Regions from separate parts of the Homo sapiens genome. Here regions 2 and 3 are each linked to region 1. Evidence: chromatin contacts called from ENCODE Hi-C or POLR2A ChIA-PET data. All regions are on one chromosome and are shown on one strand. Each heading gives the region's core, a stretch centred on a gene start or an enhancer-like site at or near the end of the contact. The rest is flanking DNA. Distances are from core to core; before and after follow the strand shown. Region 1 overlaps TSHZ2 (teashirt zinc finger homeobox 2). Region 2 overlaps BCAS1 (brain enriched myelin associated protein 1). Region 3 has its middle 160 kb from the start of ZNF217.

The links. A loop is a pair of places that touch in the nucleus more often than their neighbours do. ChIA-PET counts read pairs that join two places held with the same protein, here RNA polymerase II (POLR2A). Pooled maps may share reads with other maps.
Region 2: a loop to region 1 is called in a map with no recorded cell type, with 10 times the contacts of the local background. The contact joins two enhancer-like sites. A Hi-C loop is called at or near these places in 3 of 37 single-sample maps with no recorded cell type and 2 of 50 pooled maps.
Region 3: a pooled map shows a loop between it and region 1 (3-fold over the local background). The contact joins two enhancer-like sites. A Hi-C loop is called at or near these places in 1 of 37 single-sample maps with no recorded cell type and 1 of 50 pooled maps. POLR2A ChIA-PET finds 5 or more read pairs at or near these places in 1 of 52 experiments (A673).

Annotation. Positions count from the first base shown.
Region 1 is chr20:53,156,571-53,159,914 of GRCh38, reverse strand. The region is part of intron 1 of TSHZ2 (teashirt zinc finger homeobox 2); the gene reads right to left. Among named protein-coding and RNA genes, the nearest start is that of TSHZ2, 190 kb to the right of the region's middle. RefSeq lists a silencer at 2,376-2,495. Within about 2 kb of position 1,759, at least 2 of the 41 ENCODE cell types and tissues checked have a DNase peak (open chromatin) inside an H3K27ac peak, as active enhancers do.
Region 2 is chr20:54,016,240-54,019,583 of GRCh38, reverse strand. All of the region lies in intron 4 of BCAS1 (brain enriched myelin associated protein 1), which reads left to right. Among named protein-coding and RNA genes, the nearest start is that of MIR4756, 51 kb to the left of the region's middle. Within about 2 kb of position 1,568, at least 3 of the 41 ENCODE cell types and tissues checked have a DNase peak (open chromatin) inside an H3K27ac peak, as active enhancers do.
Region 3 is chr20:53,750,051-53,753,394 of GRCh38, reverse strand. No RefSeq gene overlaps it. Among named protein-coding and RNA genes, the nearest start is that of ZNF217, 160 kb to the right of the region's middle. RefSeq lists an enhancer at 2,106-2,607. Within about 2 kb of position 1,559, at least 20 of the 41 ENCODE cell types and tissues checked have a DNase peak (open chromatin) inside an H3K27ac peak, as active enhancers do.

The DNA of each region.
Region 1 (3,344 bases), core at 510-3,009:
GTCTATCACCAGAGGTGAGCAATGTTCAGGCAAGAAAAATGTCAGATTTGCTCAGCATGGAACATGCTGTTGCTATTACAGGTACTGGCTTAGTATGGTATAGACATTAAATAAATATTTGTCAAATGAATGAAAAAAATGAATGAATAAATTTACTGTCAGAATCAACTGAAAGAATAAAGTCATAAGAGCAATTCCTATTTTGAACAATAGAAAACTTATTGACTTTGGTCACTTAAGTGTTTTCCTGTTTTTTTTTTTTAACTCCTGTTTTTTAAATCATTCATTGAAAAAACATTTATTTCTCTTTAACTGACATTTTGTTGCAGTCATGGGAAGAATAGACATTATGTGTGTTCCATGAACTATAACTTATTCTCTTTGATGTACTTCATTTTTTTTTCTATCTAGAACATGGGTTGGCAAACTTTTTCTATAAAGGGCCTGATAATAAATATTTCAGGCTTTGAGGGTCACATGGTCTCTGTAGCACCTACTCAATTCTGCCATTATAGTACAGAAGCTGCCACAGACAATACGTCAACAAATAAGAGTGGCTGTGTGCCAATAAAACTTTATTTCCAAAAACAGATGTTGGGCTGGACTTGGCCCATGAGCTGTACTTTGCTGACTCCACTATAGAGGATGAGGAAAAGACAAAAACACAGGCTCAGCCTGGCATTTAACTCTGGAAACTAGGGTGGTACATTCCCTGCCTTGCTTTATGAACTTTGGCACATCAATTGATCTCTCTGGGACTCAGTTTACTTAGGATTAAAATGAGATAATGGTCATAACAAAGCATGGTTGTGAGGGTAAGAGGCTGTCAAATAAATGAGCTGGAATTCGACAACCTTGTTTTGTACCTATCGTATTTGTTTTCATGTTTACTTTCTATCTGTCGTCAGTTCTGCTAATTTTCCCTGTATAGTTATGAAATAAAATTTCTTTTAAAAATAAATGTAATGAAGGAAAAGAGGGAGAGTCAATGTAAAGAATGTTTTAAGGTTTAAAGAAAGATTGTTGTGGCTTTTGTGTGCAAAGTGGGCAGGTGAGGCAAAGACCAGCCAGGGAGGCCATGGGAGAAACTACTACAGGAAGTCTGGGTGTGCACCCATGGTGGCCTGGAACAGGCGGTGGTGATGAAGGAGGGATTTAGCTTGTCCCTCCATGGTTGGGGAGGGGGTGGTCCTTGAGGGCCACGACATTATCACAGCTGGAGCGTTCCAGGGCCCGACACTCTGACAGGCAATGAGGCAGGGTCTTGGAAATGGATGTTGATAGAGTAAAAACAGGAGCCACTTTCTGGGGATATTGAGATCATCTCATTTAAAGGACACGCCACTTACTCTGTCCTTCTTAGTGTCCTGTTCTCCCACTGATAGGCTCAAACTTCAAAAATTAACCCACAATCCAACCATTTCTCACAACCTCCACCACTATCAGCCCACCACTATCAGCCCAGCCACAGCCACTACCGACTGCCACAGCCCTGTCCTGCCTGCCTGCTCCCAGCTCACCCCCACCACGGTCCATCCACCGGTGTGCAGTCAACCTGCTCACAGGTAAGTCAGATGATGCTTTTCTCCTGCCCCAAACCTTCTAGCCTCATCCATTACTCTTCCAGTGAAATCCAAAGTCCTTATGAAGTCCCATAGGTTCTGCACAGTCTGCCCCCTGGTGGCCTCTTCCACTTTTGCCTTCCTCATTCGGCTCCAGACATCCGGGTCTCCTTGCTGTCTCTAAAGCCCATGGTGACTTCCGGGTCTTGGCTGTTTTCTTCCACCTGGGACACTGTTCCCTCCACGGCCCCACAGCTTCCTTCCTCACTTCATTCAGATCTTGTTCAAATATCGCCTCCTCAAATGAGATCTTCCTTGACTAATCCACCCAAGGCAGCAGCAATTCACAATCCCCCACTCAAATTTCTCAGTTTCTCTCTGTATGACAGTGTTCACTACCTGAAATTCATTGGTTTGTGGCTGTGACTGCCCACCACTCTTTCCCTTTAGAGTATAACCTTCTTGAGGTCAGGAACCTTTACTACTCTTTATTGCGACCCCCAAATGCCTAGGAAACATAAAGTAGGTATTTAATGTATGTGAGTTGAATAAATAAATAAATACATGAAGAACACTCAAGGAACCATCCATTCATCTCTCCCTCTCTCTAAAAGCAGAAGTAAATCAGTTTCATTATCAAATAGAGTAAATATGTTGAGATGCATTACTATACATAACACTAGTTTCACTTGGTGTTAACCAAACAACTTTATCTAGTGCTTCCTATAGCAAAGCAGAAATTTTCATGATGAGAATACTTTCTTTAAAAATACCAATTCGGGGCGTGGCATGGTAGTGCGCACCTGTAGTCTTAGTTACTCAGAAGGCTAAAGCATGAGGATTGCTTGAGCCCAGGAGTTTCAGACTGCAGTGAGCTACAATCATGCCACTGCACTCCAGCCTGGACAACAGAGCAAGATCCTGTCTCTAAAAAAAAAAAAAAAAACCAACTCAATGTTGGAGGATAGAACAGGTTTGTTCAACAGAACATTAGTAAAATGAATTTATAGAGAGTTCCAGAAAACTGCCAAAGGAAGTAATTCTGTTCAAACCCACTGGAGACACTGATAAAAGGTAGAATCCTTAAACACAATCAGAGTGTTTTACGCCCATAAGGATCTAAGCTCTAAAAAAAATTGTTCCTAGAATTACTAAATTTCAAGCATAATTGAGAAATTAGCTTCTTTGCTCATAGAGGGTAAGATTCTAGCTGTACTGAAAATTGAGTAGAGGTAGATGTTTGGAGGAGTTTCAAAGGGCAGATACGAAAGCAGGACTTGCAGTTTTCACACATGCAGTAATAAAGCTTGCATGTGATGCCAGGAGTCACAGGTAATTAGATGGCACAAGCAGCTGAAAGGTCTAATGTTTCTCTGCTTAATAAAGCTCTGCACCTTCTTGCTTAACTTCTCTTAGGCAGATAGAAGTCGTGAGATGGTATCTGTCCCCAGAGATAGAGATGACACTCAGGTCATTTCAACAGCTCTTATTTCCCCCTACCTACAGAAACGTTATCTTATAATCTTTGACTGCCTTTAGAATATAACCTATTGGGGAAATGAAGTAGGCCAGAAAAAAAATTAAGAAAAAGTATTAATTCAGCACAGTGTAGAAATCACGACATTTGGTCTTTCATCCTGAAATGTAGGACAAACTTGAGCAATTCTTTTCTTTCTGGGCTACACAAGCCTCAGTCGTCTCTGAATCATGGGAGTTTGCCCTTCATGATGAGATCTGGGTTTTAGTCCTGACATTTGCTGGATGGGTAACCTTGGGAAAATC
Region 2 (3,344 bases), core at 319-2,818, 860 kb before region 1:
AACACCCTCATAGACACACCCAGAAACAATACTTTACCAGCCATCTAGGCATCCTTCAATCCAATCAAGTTGACACCTAATGTTAACCAGCGTGATAGTACTTTCCAAGTTGGTCTGTGGAACGTTAGTCCAATAAGATGGGCCTAGAAATAGGGCTCTGCTATGGAATAGTTTCAGAAAATCTATTTGCTTTATAGTCTCTACTGAAGATTCACAATGGACATCCACCTACTAAAGGCTCTGAGAAGTCCTGCAGCAAGCACGCCTGTTTCACTTTGTTTAACCAAGTGTTTCTCAAACTTAATCATCCATGTAGCTGTTGGGCCTCTAACAAGGTAGCTCAATTTTCCAAGGAATGGTTCTTCTAGAGAACGTTGAGCTAGGCATTTAGACCAGAAGTTGTATGATGTTGGCTGTGGGTTTGAAGAAGTAAAATAAAATAAAAAACATAAACCAGAAGTTGAAAACTAGCCATCTGTAGAAGGCCTCTAGCCAGAGATGCATCTTACTTGGCCTACATAGTGTTTTAAATAATATTTTAATTAATTAATTATATTTTTGAATTAACAAAGTTGATGATATTTTAAAGCAATAATATGTCAATACAATTCTATATTTCAGACTTCCCCATAATGGGTAGTTTTGCCCTATATTTCCAGACAGAATGTGAGTTGTGACTGTCCCTTAAGATGGGGCACCCACTCTCCAGTTCACCAAATGATTCCCAGCAGCGCAGCCATGTAGGTTGTCCTTCGTCATAACACTTGCATTGGTATTTTTCTTGGGTACAGTTGAGAATCAAGTAAATACACCCATCATGGACCACTTTACTTCCTTCATCCTTCATAGCACTTATCAGAATTTGAAGCTACTTAGATGACCATCTGTCATTCCAGCCTGAGAGTCAATCAGGCAGCCAGTGTTAAGCAATATATAAAAGGGGTGGGAGGCTGGGCGCGGTGGCTCACGCCTGTAATCCCAGCACTTTGGGAGGCCGAGGCAAGTGGATCACGAGGTCAGGAGATCGAGACCATCCTGGCTAACACAATGAAACCCCGTCTCTACTAAAAATACAAAAAATTAGCCAGGCGTGGTGGCGGGCGCCTGTAGTCCCAGCCACTCGGGAGGCTGAGGCAGGAGAATGACAGAGCGAGACTCTGTCTCGAAAAAAAAAAAAAAAAAGTAAGTGGATACTTTCATTTATTCATGCAACAAATATGAGTATTTCCTTTGTGCCAGGAATGATTTTAGATTCCCCAGCAGGTAGAACAGTGTACTTCATGGGAGCTTTCCTTCTAGTGGAGAGACCAACAATTTAAAAAAGAAAGAGAATTAACAAGCAAACACTTCCAGAGTTTAGAAAGAGCTCTGAGTGAAATAAACAGAGTTTTGAGATAGAAAGTAGACAGGAGAGTGAAAATCACAACTGGGTGAGGAACAGAAACAGAGAAGTGTTTAAACAGTCAGTGAATAGCATGTGACTTTTTCTTTCTTTCTTTGCACGGGCCAAACAATTCTTAGAAAGTCTGCAACCTAATTCTGGCAGCATTCAAAACTGTTTTCTCGCTTTGGGGAAGTGTTTGTTAAATAGATGACGAATGTGTTCTAGGCTGTGGATTATTAGTTTTTTGTATTTAAAGGCAGGTTTTCTGGTGTGGTTTTTGTTTGTTTTTTGTTTTTGTTTGTTTGTTTTCCGTAACATTGGGTATTTTTCCTTTAGTAAATGTGAAATGCTGTCACCAGTCTGGAAGGTTGTGCTTGTTAGGAACTAATCATGGAACAGAAGAATCTTCCACAAATCCCTTTTGCCCAGTGTGGCTTACCCTGGGAATCACTCTTCACTCACTCTGCCTGCAGCAGTATTTTTCCATTTTAAATCACACATATTGGCCGGGCGTGGTGGCTCACACCTATAATTTCAGCAGTTTGGGAGGCTGAGGCAGGAGGATCACTTGAGACCAGGAGTTCAAGACCAGCCTGGCCAACATGGTGAAACTCCATCTCCACTAAAAATACAAAAATTAGCCAAGCATGGTGGTGCACGCCTATAATCTCAGCTACTCAGGAAGCTGAGGCATGAGAATCGCTTGAACCTGGGAGATGGAGATTGCAGTGAGCCGAGATCGCACCACTGCACTCCAGCCTGGGCAACAGAGCGAGACTCCACCTCAAAAAAAAAAAAAAGAAAAGAAAAAAAATCACACATAAGGGAACTATACTTAAGAGTGTGCCAACTCATGTGTCCTTAGGACTATCCCCAAAGCAAAGCCTGCTGCCAAAAGGGAAACAAGAGAAGAACATTTTATTGCTTAATTCTCTACCCACATTTTACTTGCCATTGGAACTCAAGTTGACAAATTCACTTACCCCTCAAGCAGAGGAGTTGCTGAGGGAGAAAAGAGAAAATGTACACTAGCTTTATATGGGAAGCAAGTGTGCGTTGCTTTCTTAGATAGATTTCTTTCCCCCCTCCCCCTATGTGAACAACAGACAATGCTTTATTTAATCTTACAAATGTAACATCTCCACATCAGTTAATAACTATGGATTAATGATGATGTACCATGCTAAGGCCCTGGGCTAGACTTCTGCTACCCCCGTGTGAGATGAGCCTTAAGTATCCTGAGGTTATGTCCACAGGGTAGTAAAACAGGTAGTGATGTTGTGATTTACAGTAGAGAGTATCACACTGGATAATTGGTCCAACCCGGCTTGGTTCAATTAGTATAAGCAGCTGAAATTAACATTGCCTCTCTCTTCCCCAAAAGAGGAAGAAAAATGGCTAAGTGGAACATTTTTATATCTGTGTTATCCAGACTCAATTTCCATCTCAGAAAAGATGCCAGAGGACAATGGAAATCTAGATTTCTTGGTTTTATATTTTCATGTTATTTTATTTCCCTCTGAAGTCTTAGATAATTTCTTAATCAACTACCTGGACCACTAAGAAGCTTGTTTCCACCGTGGCGCTTTGGCAGTATGCAATTTTAAAGTCTTCAAACACACATGCTTTCTGAATGAGCAAATCTGCATTTAAGAATTTATTGATTGATAGGTCAGGAGGGTGACTATAGTTTACTGTACATTTCAAACTAGCTAGAATAGAATAAGTCGAATGTTTTTAGCATGAAGAGAAGACAAATATTTGAAGTGATGAATATCCCAAGTACACGAATTTGATCTTTACAAATTACATGAATGTATTAAATTATCACACGTACCCCAAAATTATGTACATCTATTATGCATCAATAAAAAATGTTTAAAAATAATGTATTGAGAACATGATCAATATTTTATGCATGGGGCTTTAAAAAATTTCCAGTATTGTCTGTAAGAAAAAA
Region 3 (3,344 bases), core at 310-2,809, 590 kb before region 1:
CTAGGAACTATACTCGCCCTCACTGAAAGGTTGAGTAAAACAGACTAGGAATCCTAAACTCTCTGACCAATTGTTTACATGCATGAGTTAGCCTTTTATGCATTTTCTCCCGCATCTATAACACGAAGATTGTTTACTCTGACAACCTCCCGGGTTGCTAAGAGAATCGAATAAGAAATAATATGATAATAGTGCTTTGAAAAGGACAGTAACAAAACCTAACGTTTCGATCAAGCTTTCAAAGGACCTTTTCTTTATTTTATTTGATATATAGAAACAAAATGTTTTTTGTTTGAGCCTCATTTAATATGGACATATTCTAAAAGGTGATGGCACACAGACTGTTTCTAACACAATCCTGTAGCCTGAAAGCCCCAGAGACACTGACGAATTTTGCCAACAAGAAGACTATCTTATAAAGTTAAAAATCCCAAACTTAAGAAAATCATTTCCCCCTTGACAAGTCTTAATCAAAATCTGCCCATGCTGGTCATTTATTCTTTCAGCGCATGTGATTGAGATTCCAGTAATTAAGTATGCTCTTCTCCTAAGAAAAGCCTGTTTCAGGTTCATAACCAGGAAAGCTTCTCAACCGGAGGTGTTGCCGGCAGCCACCATTTGTTGAATTACTGGTGTCCCTGCAAGTGGAGATGAGGCAGAAGGGGGGTGCCTGTTCCCAGCTTTACCTACCATCACCACCTTCCTTGGGCTCCTCTTTCTCTTCCTATTTTCTACTTAACCCAATTTATAAGGAATAAGTTAAACAAAAGTAACAAGCAAGTAGTGAAACTTCACTTAAAACAATCTAAAAGCCAGAATGCAACCTGATTGTTTTACAATAGAGTAACCAAAGACCCCAATTTTTTTGCGCACAGTCTCAAGCATCCTCAAGGGCCTAGTGTATCTCTCTTAGGCTCTGGAAGAGGCTGGTTTTTAAACAGGATTGTTTTTCTTTAATATTTAAAGATATTGTTTTATGCTTTCATCTAGTATGATGTGTATTTTAAAGAATAGAATGTAAACAACATTAGTCATTTGGATGTTTCCTATGCTTTAAATACACATACACACATACACACACACACACACACACACACCACCACAGCAGTAAGCTGAAAGAAGAGTTAATAACTTTAATAAAAGTTAAATAAAAGAAGAGTTAATAACTTTAAACAGAGGTCGAGAGAAAGCATCAAACATTTATTTTTTGTTCAACAGGGAAATTTCAATACTGCTTTATGGAGTCTACCTCGTTCCGGGCGGGGTAGAATTCCAGATTGGCTTCCAAACATGATTTCACGAGGAATGCCTCGAACCAGGAAGTTCTTTCATGTTCTGAAGCCTCCTGATTCTTAGAAATTAAAGGGCTTTCTGTTTATTATGTAGTTGTTTGCTTGGGTGTTTGCTTTTGCCAGTTGACTTTATTTATTTTTATTTTAGATTACAGAAGTAAAGGAAAAACACTGTAGTATATATGACTGAAAATAGAAACTCACCCTTCTCTCCCTCTGACATGGCTTTCCCCACCCCCACCCCATTTTTTATTTACTTCCTGTGTTAATGGTAAGAGAGTATTCTTCTCGTCCTTTTTTAAATATTTTTACACATCTAAACACACACACACACGTGCAGATACATGTCCTTTTTTTAAACGTAGAGGAAATCATACAGTATTCACCTTTCTACAACTGTGTTTCAATCAACAATATTGCTTGATGGTCTGTCCTTGGCCAAACCTATAGCCTATCTTATTCCTGAGGCTTTTTTGAAGACTTTTGCTCACTTAAAACCACGTTGATTTTCCACTGCCTTCTAGAGGCAACCTCACCTCCTCTCAAGGAAGCTTTCAAGCACGCAAAGCAGGCTCACTTCCTCTCTTGGCTGGAGGAAATTAGGCCTTCACACTTTCAGAAATAGCATCACTGTACCCCATTGCCTTATTCTGGTCTAAGTATCCAACAGACAAATTATCCTTTTCCTGTTAGCTGTGACTTTGAGTTTTCAGGACCGGAGCAGTTCCTAAAGTCAGAGAGAGAGAACGGTAATCATTTTTTACAGGGAGTGTGTCTTGATGGAGACAGAGGTTTAACCAGTGACAAACTGCTCAGCACAGCCCTGCCTGGCTGGAAAAGCATCTGTTTTCACTCCCTCGCCTGGTTACTAGTGGGTTCTGTCGCCTCATTCATAAAGATGAGATCGCTGAAACAACAGGCAGCCACAAAGCTCCAGGAAATATAACAGCATGCAGCTCCTCTCCAAGGTGTGAGTCTGTGTGTGTGTGGTGTGTGTCCATGCATGTTTCGCACGCACACTTACAGCTGCAGCACGGGGCTTAGAAAGATGTTCTGCCAGAGAAAGATAGGAATCTCCCTAGCAGCAGGCAAAACAGCCCAGGAATTGGAACAAGGCCCAGTCAGCCTCCTTTACTCCTTCGTTCATGCAGTTAATAAGCATCAGTCTACCTCTCTTAAGAGAGCCTAGTGGTTAGAGACTCAACTCAGAACTCCGATCCCTGGATTCCAGTCCAGGCACTGTCACTCACCGGCGCTGGTATTTAGTGTCTCTATTCCTCAGCTTTAAAATGACGTAAAATATACATCCAAATTTATTATCCAAACCCTTATAGCCCAATACACTTTGGAATTCTACACTTTTTATATTTTAGAAATGTAATGCGGTGCCTATATCTGATATTACATTGCACCTCCAGCGGGGTCGGGGCAGCACTCCCTGTACCATCTGATACATCAATATATCCACAAAGAAACATACAAAGATCTGGCCAGGCGCACTGGCTCACGCCTGTAATCCCAGCACTTTGGGAGGCCAAGGCGGGCAGATCACAAGATCAGGAGTTCGAGACCAGCCTGGCCAACATGGTGAAGCCCCATCTCTATTAAAAATACAAAAATTAGCTGGGCGTGGTGGTGGGCGCCTATAATCCCAGCTACTTGGGAGGCTGAGGCAGGAGAATCGCTTGAATCAGGGAGGCAGAGGTTGCAGTGAGCTGAGATCGTGCCATTGCACTCGAGCCTGGGTGACAAGAGCAAGACTCCATCTCAAAGGAAAAAAAAAAGGAAAGAAACATACAAAGGTCGCATTAAATGTGAGAAATATAGGCCGTGCTGGGATTACAGGCATGAAATATTTCTCACATTAAACATGGCGAAACCCTGTCTCTACTAAAAATATAAAAATTAGCCAGGTGTGGTGACGGCTGCCTATAATCCCAGCTACTCGAGAGGCTGAGGCAGGAGAATTGTTTGAAACCGGGAGGTGGAGGCTATAGTGAGCTGAGATCGCACTACTGTACTCCAGCCTGGGTGACAGCGCAAGACTCTATC